2 separate regions of the Mus musculus genome follow, and region 1 is linked to region 2. A link is a loop called in an ENCODE intact Hi-C map of the cell type or tissue named here. Cell type or tissue: left cerebral cortex. All regions are shown on one strand.

Region 1 (5,000 bases), 670 kb before region 2:
AATCTCCATCACACATGAGTCACTGCCATCTGTGAAGCATCCTCTTCTCATCTCGGTGCCTCCAAGACTATAGCAATGGATGGTTGCTAAGACAGAAACCGACAACTCCCAGCTGCCTAACACGAAGCAAAGCAGCTGGGGGAATCAGGAAGGGCAGGTGTTTTTGAAGCCAGACTCCAGGCTAAATATCCAGGGCTGCCATTTGTTTCTTTGGTGCCTTGAAGCAAGCCTAGTAACCTGTGATCCCCTGTTCCCTCATGGGTAAAACGGACAACAGACTGCATAGGAATGTAGTTAAACAAGATGTATCTGCCTGCTTCTAGGGCAGTGGTCTGCAACCTTCCTAATGCTGCACCTCTTTAATACAGCTCCCTGTGTTGTGGTGACCCCCGACTGTAAAATCCTTTTGTCAGTACTTCATAACTGTAATGTTGTGACTGTTATAAGTCATAAGGTGAATATTTGACATGCAGGATATCTGATGTGTGACACGCCCCCCCCCCCAAGGGTCGCAACCCATAGGTTGAGAACCGCTGTCCTAGCTCATCCTTTCTCCACCATCTGACCGACACGGTCTCAGTAAGGATGGGATGGTGGTGGGGTTGACCATCCCCACAGACTCTTCCATCATCGCTGCTGTTATAAGGAGACCAGCCATTCTAGGCTCTGGTCTTGTAGAGTCAAGAGATGGGATCATAGGACAAAAGAAATCAATCTAAGGACTGATTCTCCCTAAAATGGTACTGATTTGACAACCAGACACCTAAGTGGGAGCCACCGTGTTCTGCCTGCTCGGCTTCCAGCCTCCACCCATCTTTTACATCCTCAGGGACCCACTTGGGGTCCTACATTGACTTGGACCCTCTTATTTTCAGGGATCTTTTTTTCTCTACCCCTATATGTAGCCCTGTCTCCATAGTCACCTCAGTAACCTATGTCCCCTCACCCAGCCAGATCTGGGTCCATGTGGGCTTTCAACCAAGGCTCACCAAAGTATCCCTGGTAGCTGAACTCAGATGCAAAGTAGGAGGTCATGGTGCCACACCCCTGGATACCAGAGCTCTTCTCCCTGCCAGGCCTCTTCTTAGTCCTGTCTGTGAGGCTAAATGGTCTCCTCCATAGCTGGTGCTGGCATTGGCTATGCTTCAGATGAGAAGGGTCAGGAAATGGATTGTATGGTCCCCTCTGCAGTCCCTTGCTCATCCGTATCCTAGGCTCTTCTCTACGGCTTAACAAAGTCCCCTTCTGTCACCTGAGCTGGCACTACTTAATGTCAATGGGTCCTCAGAGATCATTTGGCCTAACTCTTTCCTGCATATGAGAGCTCTGAGGCCCAAAGGTAGGGGTGTCCTTTGTCAAGGTCACATAGTGTGCCAGTGCCAGCATCCTATTGACTCCAGTCTCAAGCAGGGTTCTAGTCAATTGCCCCTGGAAGAATCAGGCCAACAAGCCCCTTAGAAGGGACTGTCGGGGTCAGATGAAACCCAGGACCCAGTAAGGGACATGTGCCAAATAGAAGATGCACAGGAGGGGCATTTAGAGATGGATCCCCAGGATCCAAAGTTAGCTAGAGACACCGACACTACCCCACTCCTGCCAGGTGTACTGTTTGCATACAACGCAAGGAGTGGCCATCGTCCCAAAAGCAGAGGGAAGGAGCAGGACCAGGGCAGGGCTCATCCCATCCCTCCTTCCTCTCCTCATCTTTGCATGGGCTTGACCCTCTGTACCACTCCTGCCTTGTGACTGCAGAACCATAGGCTGGCCCCAAGGTGGCCTGTGTGTTTTCTCCTCCTATCCTTCTGGGATCTCCAGGCCTCGGAAGTACTCATAGGCCTTGCTCACCCCAACCTCTGCTGATTTCAGGCCTCAGGGCTGTGGCCTCAGACCAGGCCTTCAGGTCTTAAGAATCTGACTCAAACTATAGAAGACGAGGCTGGGGACTCAGACCAAGATGTGAGGTGGGGGGCAGGGAGAGGTTGGACAAGTCACATCTCCCTTCTTAGTTATGACCTTAAAAGAGCTGAGGTCCAAGGGACCCAGGGGTTCTGACCCCGCCCACCCTCACCGCTCTCCTGCAGACCCATACCTGCGTGACCTTTTCAGTGACATTCTGTGTCCGCTCCACCACCTTGTGGGGAGCGATGATCTCAATCTCTGTGGTGGAGCCTGAGCGGTGCTTCTCCAGGTTGAACTCCACAAAGCTGAGCGTGAACTGCGGGATCTGGCTGACAGTTCCATACTTGCCCCTGCCTGGACCAGGCCCCTGTCCGCTTGGCCTGCTGTGAGAGCCCTCTGAAACCAGGGTCAGGGTCAGAGCAGCCAGGGATGGGAGGTGGTCTTGAATCCCTTCCCCACCCCCAGTACTGTTACCCACTGACAACACTCACCAGAGCCCAGGAAGCTGTGTGACAACAAACGTTGGGTCAGGCTGCGGCTGCTGCTCTTGGCCAGGAGCTGGGCCAGGTCCTCGAAATTGAGGATGAACATGATGACAGCCCCATCCTCGTTCTTCACAGGGACCACATCCACCAGGCAGCGGAAGCTGGAGGCTGCAAACCCCATTGGCAGGGAAAGGGTCGGTCACTGAGGAGGCCCCTCCTGCAGTGGCTAAGGAAGGACCCGCGTGAAGGTCAAAGGAAGGGTGGAGAGAAGAGGCCTGGACAGCGACCAGAGCTATTTGGCAGAGGGTAGGTAAAGCTGTCCAGCGGGTCCCCTCCACCCTCCACAGGGCAGAGCCGCTCATTAGGAGATAGTGTAGCATCAGGTCCAAGCCCCTGTTCAGCCCTCAGTCCAGGGCTTAGCTCTGAGGTTTGCTTCTGTGGTAATTAAGGCTTAGCAGATGGGGGTGGATTAAGTAGGGAGGTGAGGGAGGGCATACCATCCTCCTGTAGCTCTGGCTGGCCCTGGGCTCAGCTCCCATATAGCCATCCCACAAAGACGCCTGCTTCCCCTACTGTTGGAAGCAACTTGCTAGGAACACATCAACTGCTGGGCATGGAGCCAATTGGCACATTAGGCCTTAGGAGGTTCTGGGAGCAGGCAAATGAAGGTTCTGAGAAACTGGTTTGTTGGAGCTGGTGGGGGATGTGGGGTGAGGACCCCTAGTCTCTCGGCAGATAAGAGGTTGTGGGGAAAAGGAAAAGGTCTCTCTTTTAAATATAGAGCTGGAATAGTAACGAGTAGACAGGGTAGTGACCTGGGGGGCTAAAGAAGGAGAAGGCCATGGAAATAAGAGCTCTTAGCATCCCAGATCCTACTGTTGGCACCTCATGCCTCTGGCCACACTAATTGTCACCTTGTTCTAGGGTCTCACCATTGGCAGGCAGATCATTATAAGTCAAAATGCTGCCTATGTCAGTCCAGCCTGTGAGCAGGCACCCTTTAGGTGTGCTATATCTATTAACTCAAACTATTGTTAGGTGTCAGTTCCAAAAGGCAGGATCCCCAGGGACAGCAGGCTCAGGTGACCATGCAGATCAGAAAGCCAAGCTGCTTTTCCAGAGGGCAGGTTTGGGTCTGTGTCACCTCTCCCAGGGATTGATAACCAACCCAGTGACTGCGAAAGGACAATGGATCCAAGCCGTGTAGGAGGAACACTGAAGTCCGGAACTTCTTTTCATCAGACCCCATACTTAGCACTCACTTTCCAAGCTGGGTTGCAGCTGTGCCCCACCCCCATCTTCCTTCCCATGTTCCTCCCGGGAGCAGGAATCGCCCGGATCAGGATCAGATTCCTGGACTCCCAGGCACCAGGCAGCCATCTGCCAGCTGGTGCCTGGGCCCAGGGGAGACATCCACACCAGAGACACTGCCTGCCTGTTGAGCCACTCCTGGGCTCATAGTGCTACAATGACTCTGGTCAGCTTGGGGCACAGCGACATTCCTGTCCCTAAGACCACACTATGCTCTCTGTCTCTCTGGCCCTGGGGAATTAACCTAATACCAGGTGAGGAGTGGAGCCGAGCAGAAGTGCAGGCGCTCCAGATCTCCTGTGCCTCTGGGACTTCCCAGAGCCATCTTCAACTGGTTGTACCCCATGGATGCAGAGTCTTGGGATGGACCCTTGTATCAGCGAGAGCTGAGGAGCTGGTAGTGTTCTCATGTGGCTTTCCTTGTCCCACACACCACTCCAGTGGTAGCAGATGAGAGGATTTTCAAAAAGCCTGAGTGATTTCTCTCCCTATACCTTACCTGTGACTCAGAGCCCACAAGTAACTAGCTCAGTGGAAGAGGGAATTGTCCTTGTCTGTATCGAGGAATGGCAAAGTTCCAGTGTCTTTGCTCTGTCCCTGGAGGAAGAGCCAGTCTCTGCCTGATTCTTCCTCCAAGACGCTCCTCTCACCACGAACTCCTCTGATTAAGAGGAGTTGTCTGGCCCCTAGATTACCCCACTTCCTTCGGATCTTCCACCCCTTGGCTATGCTAGTCTTATTTCTCATAGTTTATGTCCCTTCCCCATCCTCCGCTTACCCTCTCTTCAACATGGCCTCCTTGTTGTCTTTTACCTTTTAGGAGTCTGTGGTTGAAACCCAAGATATCATGCGTGCAAGACAAATGCTTTACCACCAAGCCGCACCCCTTGCCCTGCCCCGTCTCTTTATGTGCACCTCGCTTAGCACTGAGCTGAGAGCCCTTAGGAGACTGCTGCTGCAAGCTGATGCTGCTACGGGGAGGGGTGGCTACACTGCTCTCGGCTTTACCATCCTGAAATGTGTAGGTTAGTGTGTGGAAAACATAGGGTCGGAGGGAGAGTGGGGAGAGCCCTGGCCTTCTTACCTGGAGCTACAGACTAGAAAAATACCGGGTCTCTAGTCTAGCTTGGGGGGTTTGGGCTCATCACAGTATAGGGCTTGGTGAAGGTAGGCAGGGCTAGACCCTCTGGCAGGTGTCTGTTAGGGCGGATGCAGGGGTGATGGATCTGCGGACAGTTATTGGCTTTGTCCAATTTGTCATGGCCTCCCTTCTTCAGCTTTAGGGTTTTTCCTTTCCTGACAAAG
Region 2 (5,000 bases):
TTTGGCTCCACCCCGACCACGCCCTTGGCTCTATTCTTGCTGTTCGTTCATTTCCATGTCAGACACCAGAATGTTCTTCTCGGTGGCCTCTGCGGGGCCAGAGTGGCTGCTGCGACTGTAGCGGGCCCCCTCGAAGGACCCACGCTCCGCACTCTGTCGGCGCCGGTAGAGGATGAGGGCTGCCGTCATCAAGGCCAGGAGGAGCAGCACCGCTGTCAGCACCACCACCAGGGCAACCGGGCTCTCGGGGAGGGCTGCTGAGATGGAGGTGGGGAGTTCACATCAGGCCCCAGTCATGACCACAGGGACAGAGGAGCCAGCGAAAGAACCAGGCCGGGGCTCGCTCATTCCCTCCACTCACCTGATGGCAAGAAGCTGTTCTCTTCCACTGTAGGAGAGGAGAGAGCCAGAGAATCACAATCAGTCCTCACAGAAATCATAGTCACAATTTAAATAAGTGCCTGTGAACTGCTTTGTGAATGTCACCTTGCAGAGTCACTGAACCTCCCAGGACTCTAGGACCTGGCTTCTACTATTTCCGTTCTATATATGAGGAAGCTGATGGGACAGGTGTGTGTGTGTCTATGTATGTGTTCTTATAGGTGAATATAAGCAGATACTTGTGAGTGTGCATGTGCGTAGAGGTCAGAGGTCAAGGTTATTGCACTGTGTCTTCCTTGATGCCTCTCTACCTCGGTGTTTTGAGGCAGGGTCTACCACTGAACCTACAACGTATGGATTCAGCTCATGGCTGGTGAATGAGCTCCAGGGGCCTATAAAACACAAATACACGTCTCCCTTTCTGTCTTAGGGTTACAGGTGATGGCACTCAATGTTGGGATTTTATTGGGGTGCTGGGAATCTTAACTCGGATCCTGGTGCTTGCGTGACTTTACCAAATGGACTATATCCCCAGGCCTCAGAGTCAATACGTGAGTGTCCAGGGCTTGACCATCCCTTGTCCCTAACCACTATAGAATGATGGGGCTTGCTGTCCTCTGGGCTTATGTGTACTTTGGAAAGTTGAGGCCCTGCGTCAGTCCTTGCTGCAAACTAATGTACTTGATGCCCTCCGGCCAAAGCAGATGCCCCTGTATATCAAGTAACCCTAGACCCAGCTGGACATCCAGCTGTGAGTCCAGCTATGGGCCCAGCTGTTGACCGAGATCCTGGCTTACCTCTAGGGAGCTTGCAGACAACTCCCATGGTGATGTTGGTACAAGCCCCGGGGCGCCACAGTCCGCTGCTGCTCTGGATCCAGTAGCAGCTGTTGTGGCTTAGCATGCTAGGGCCCAGGCCAGGGGGCCCCCAGTTAGAATAGTTCACAGCTGTGTTGTCTTGCCAGACCAGCGTGCCTCCTGTGGAAGGAACCCATTGGGAAGGTGTGGGAATGGGAATAGGTGGAAGGGGGGTTTCTAGGTGGGAGGCGATAACCACGATCCACTGCTGTACTTTCACAAGCCTGGAGACAGTGGTAAGCATCCCTCTTGCAGCCTGAGCCCTTCCCTTCCCGTACACAGAGCACCCACCTTTGGGGTTGAAGTTCATGCCCAACCAGGCACCTCGACTTTGGGCTTCAGCTGTCTGCAGGTGCTCCCAGACAAACACATTCTCCATCTCATCAAGAATGGACAGAACCGTCCCACCAGCTGGACACAAAGAAAGCCCATGTCAGGACAAGCAGATTCTCCTTATGGTGATAGACCCCCCCCCCAAACTACTTCCCCCCCCTCCCGCTTCACAGCAACCCCGGCACTCTTCTCTGGCAGCTCAAGTGCAAGATGGTGTGAATCTCAGCACTTGTGGACCGTGGGATATTCTGTAGATGACACAACATGGTCTGTGTATTAAACAGCGAGGGGAGCTTGAGATAAGTGCCTATAGGCAGAGGGGAAGTTCTTTCTCCAGGCCTCAGAGTCCCGGATCTGGGCTAGGCTGCTCTCACCCACCTTTCTGACAGCGCTGCAGCGCCTCCTTGTGGCCCAACAGCACCTCCATGTGGAAAGAATAGCAATGCTCCCTGAAGGGAATCCAGGACGAGTCAGCCAAGCCCTGAGGACAGCTGCCACGGTAGTTTATCCTTCGGGGTGGGGGCCCTGTTGGAGTGCAGAATTGAAGACGTAGCCCGAACATCTTCCCAGAACCACCTGCACCTGCGCAAGCCTTGGCCCTCACGGGTGGTACTCACCCCTGCTCACCCCACACACTGCCCCCTGCAGCTTGGTATCACAGCTGGTGGTGCGCCAGGTTCCATCCACATCCACGTAGGCACAGCCTCCCGAGTGCTGGGGCTCCTCATCTTGCCAGCTCACATAATTCAGAGGCTCCTCTGAGAGCCAGGAATACCTCCGTGAGCCCTGGGTATTAGGTAGCCATAGGTGAGAATAAAGGGAACATACTCTCAAGGTGGAAGGAGGAAGTGAAATCAAGGCAGAAGGTAGGGTGGGGGTAAGCGAGGCAAAATCTTGACCTAGGAGCCCACCTCCTCACTGGCCAGCCCGATCCACAGTGGTGTTTGCAGCCCCCGTGCAGCCTGTGTGAGGAAGGCTTGTGTGTAGGGATCGGGCACGTGTGCCAGGCTGGCATTTCGGCTCTCACACAGCAGGAGAGCATCTTTCCAGCGCAGTGGCTTCTGCAGCAGCCGGAAGGTGTGGTTGAGATAGGAGAGCTCAGCGCCCGGGGCAGGGGGTGTTGCTGCTGGGGATGGGCTTAGCGAGGGGTCTACAGGGAAAGGGGGCAGGACTCAGACCGAGCTCTGCCCCATCCACCCTTACCCCATTCCCAGGTATGAGACTAAGCTAGGGAAAACCAGACATCAGACTCAGAGCAGGTCTCCACTGGGGATGGCCAGTCGCCATCCTTATCAGTGAGCTTTCTATTTGCTAACATGCAGAAGGAGCTGGAGATGCCTTGACGTTGAACCTCAGGGGTTCTGACCCTAGACATAGCAGCATGTCACACACACACACCCCCCCCCCCCCCGCAGACCACCTGCTTCCCAAGCAGATACATGACTCTGGAGGGACCTCTATGGCCCCTGAAAAGAGATTCAATGTTTGGTTCCTTCTGGACCGGCCCAGAGCAGCTAGCCAGTGCAGGGGTGTCTCTGTGTAGCAGCTGCGTGTACCTGTGCCCTTCTGGCAGATGAAGCCATGCGTCTCCTCTGTGCAGCTCCGATCATCCCAGCGGCCAGTGAAGTGGGCTGAGGGGCTGTGCAGGATCACCGCACAGCTGGTCTGGGGGAAAAGGCTACTTAGGGGAACCTCAGTGGCTGCCCCATCTAAGGACAGCTGAGGCTGGAAGGGCGAGGTAGGGGAGAGGGGGACAGCGACAGAGAAAAGCACTGTGGTGTGGGTCCTCACCGGCTTGGTGCCACTGGGAGCAGGGCTGGGGCCAGAGGGCTCTCCTGGTGCCCAGTTGGTATAGAGCAGGGGTTCTTGTTCAATCCACTGGAAGTCCCTCTGAGAGGCATGCAGGCCAATCCAAAGGTCAAAGGTCACGTTGGGGAGGCTGGCTGTGATAAATGCTGCAGTCCCCCAGAAGAAAGGAAAGAGTGATGGGGTAGCCCCTGTTTGCTCTGCTGTAGCGAGTTGTGGGGAGACACCAGCACCTCCCCATAGGTTGACCCTACCTTGCTCTAAGGGGTTTGCAATGGTGACCAGCTGGGCTTCTTGCTGTTCACAGGAGAACTGTGCCTCTGACCATTTCACCCTGTCCTGGGGGTCCTGGCCCTGGATTCGGAAACACTGTGGAGCAGGGGATGGAATTGATACACAGCTCTACATCCCTGTCCACATACCCAGAAGCCCTGCTGGGTAGCCCTCAGCAGCTGATGCTCTGGGCTTTCATACACAGGGCGTCTGGATCTCCCTGGACAAAGCCCCACCCTCCCATCCTGGCACAGAAGTCACAAATGCCCACATTCTAGTGGTGGTGGGTGGGGAGCTTGTTATTATTTGAGACAGGGTCTTGCTATGTAGCCCAAGCTGGCCTGGAACTCAGGATCTTTTTGCCTCAGACTCCCTAGTATTGAATACTATTTATGTGTATGTGTGTGTGTGTGCGCGCGAGTGTTTGTACAAACATGCACATGTCTGTCTGTCTGTCTGCCTGTCTGACTAAGGGCCTCACATATGCTAGGCAAGCACTCTACCAATGAGCCAAACCCCTAAGTCCTTCCCACTTTTCATTTTTTGAGTTTTCGTTGTTGTTTGAACTTTTGTTTTGAGAAGTTTCTCCTTGTGGCCCCACTGTCCTCTAGCCTTCCAGGGTCTGAATTACAAGTATATACCATTGTGCCCAAATTAAAACACTAAGAAAGACAATTTTCTAAATGTTGTCAAGAAAAAGAAAACCTTTAGGTTCTACTGCAAAGGATGGCTCAGCATCAGCTGCTCCCCCCAGAAGACCTGGATTGGGCTCCACACAGCAGCAGCTCACAACTGTCTGTAACTCCAGTCCCAAGGGCTCTCATGCCCTCTTCTGGCCTCAATGGGTATTGCCCATAAGAGGTGCACACACATACATGCTGGCATAAAATTAAAAAAATAAAAATTAAGGGAAAGAATGTTTAAAATTGAACACAGAAAGAAACACAGTGTGGTTTCGTCCACATGTGGGGATGGATAACGTGCTTACTGGATAAGCATGAGAACCAGAGTTTATATCCCCAGCACGCATGTGAGTGCTCTAAGTTTGGGGGCCACTTGTCATGCCAGCACTCGGGAGATGGTGACAGATGGTGTCTAGAGCAAGCTGCTTAGCTAGACCAGCCAAATCAGCAAGCTTTGGGCTTACATGAGAGACCCTGCCTCTGTATATAAGGTTTATATATTATTAAGGAAATACCCAAGGTTAACCTCTGGCCTGTGCACATACATGCATGTGCCAACCACACCTAAGCATGCAAAAAATAAACTTCTGATGGGGCATATAGCTCAGTTGGTAAAGTGTTTGCCTGGCATGCAGAGACTCTAGGTCCTATTCCTAGCACTGCCTAA

The links. Peaks named below come from ENCODE experiments on the same cell type or tissue, not always from the same donor. Only the 100,000 strongest peaks of a DNase experiment are listed, where the experiment ranks them.
Region 1: a loop joins it to region 2, with 2.1 times the contacts of the local background. A loop is called at or near these places in 5 of 42 quality-filtered maps.

What each region holds. Positions count from the first base shown.
Region 1 is chr11:106,011,680-106,016,679 of GRCm38, reverse strand. Kcnh6 (potassium voltage-gated channel, subfamily H (eag-related), member 6) reads right to left here. Exons shown (of 13, transcript NM_001037712.2): 3 at 2,391-2,552; 4 at 2,090-2,295. It overlaps Gm35971 (a long non-coding RNA gene), which reads left to right. Exons shown (of 3, transcript XR_880254.3): 2 at 2,520-2,690. Among named protein-coding and RNA genes, the nearest start is that of Kcnh6, 6.0 kb to the right of the region's middle. In left cerebral cortex, no CTCF peak of the experiment used is centred here; DNase peaks (open chromatin) are centred at 32 and 2,987.
Region 2 is chr11:105,344,956-105,349,955 of GRCm38, reverse strand. Mrc2 (mannose receptor, C type 2) reads right to left here. Exons shown (of 30, transcript NM_008626.3): 21 at 3,632-3,746; 22 at 3,363-3,526; 23 at 3,128-3,236; 24 at 2,483-2,721; 25 at 2,189-2,357; 26 at 1,950-2,096; 27 at 1,530-1,649; 28 at 1,179-1,358; 29 at 362-388; 30 at 1-257. The coding sequence ends at 31. Among named protein-coding and RNA genes, the nearest start is that of Mrc2, 55 kb to the right of the region's middle. In left cerebral cortex, CTCF peaks have their summits at 1,995 (motif pointing left) and 4,483 (motif pointing left); DNase peaks (open chromatin) are centred at 1,988, 2,556, 4,505 and 4,707; H3K4me3 peaks cover 549 bases; H3K27ac peaks cover 518 bases.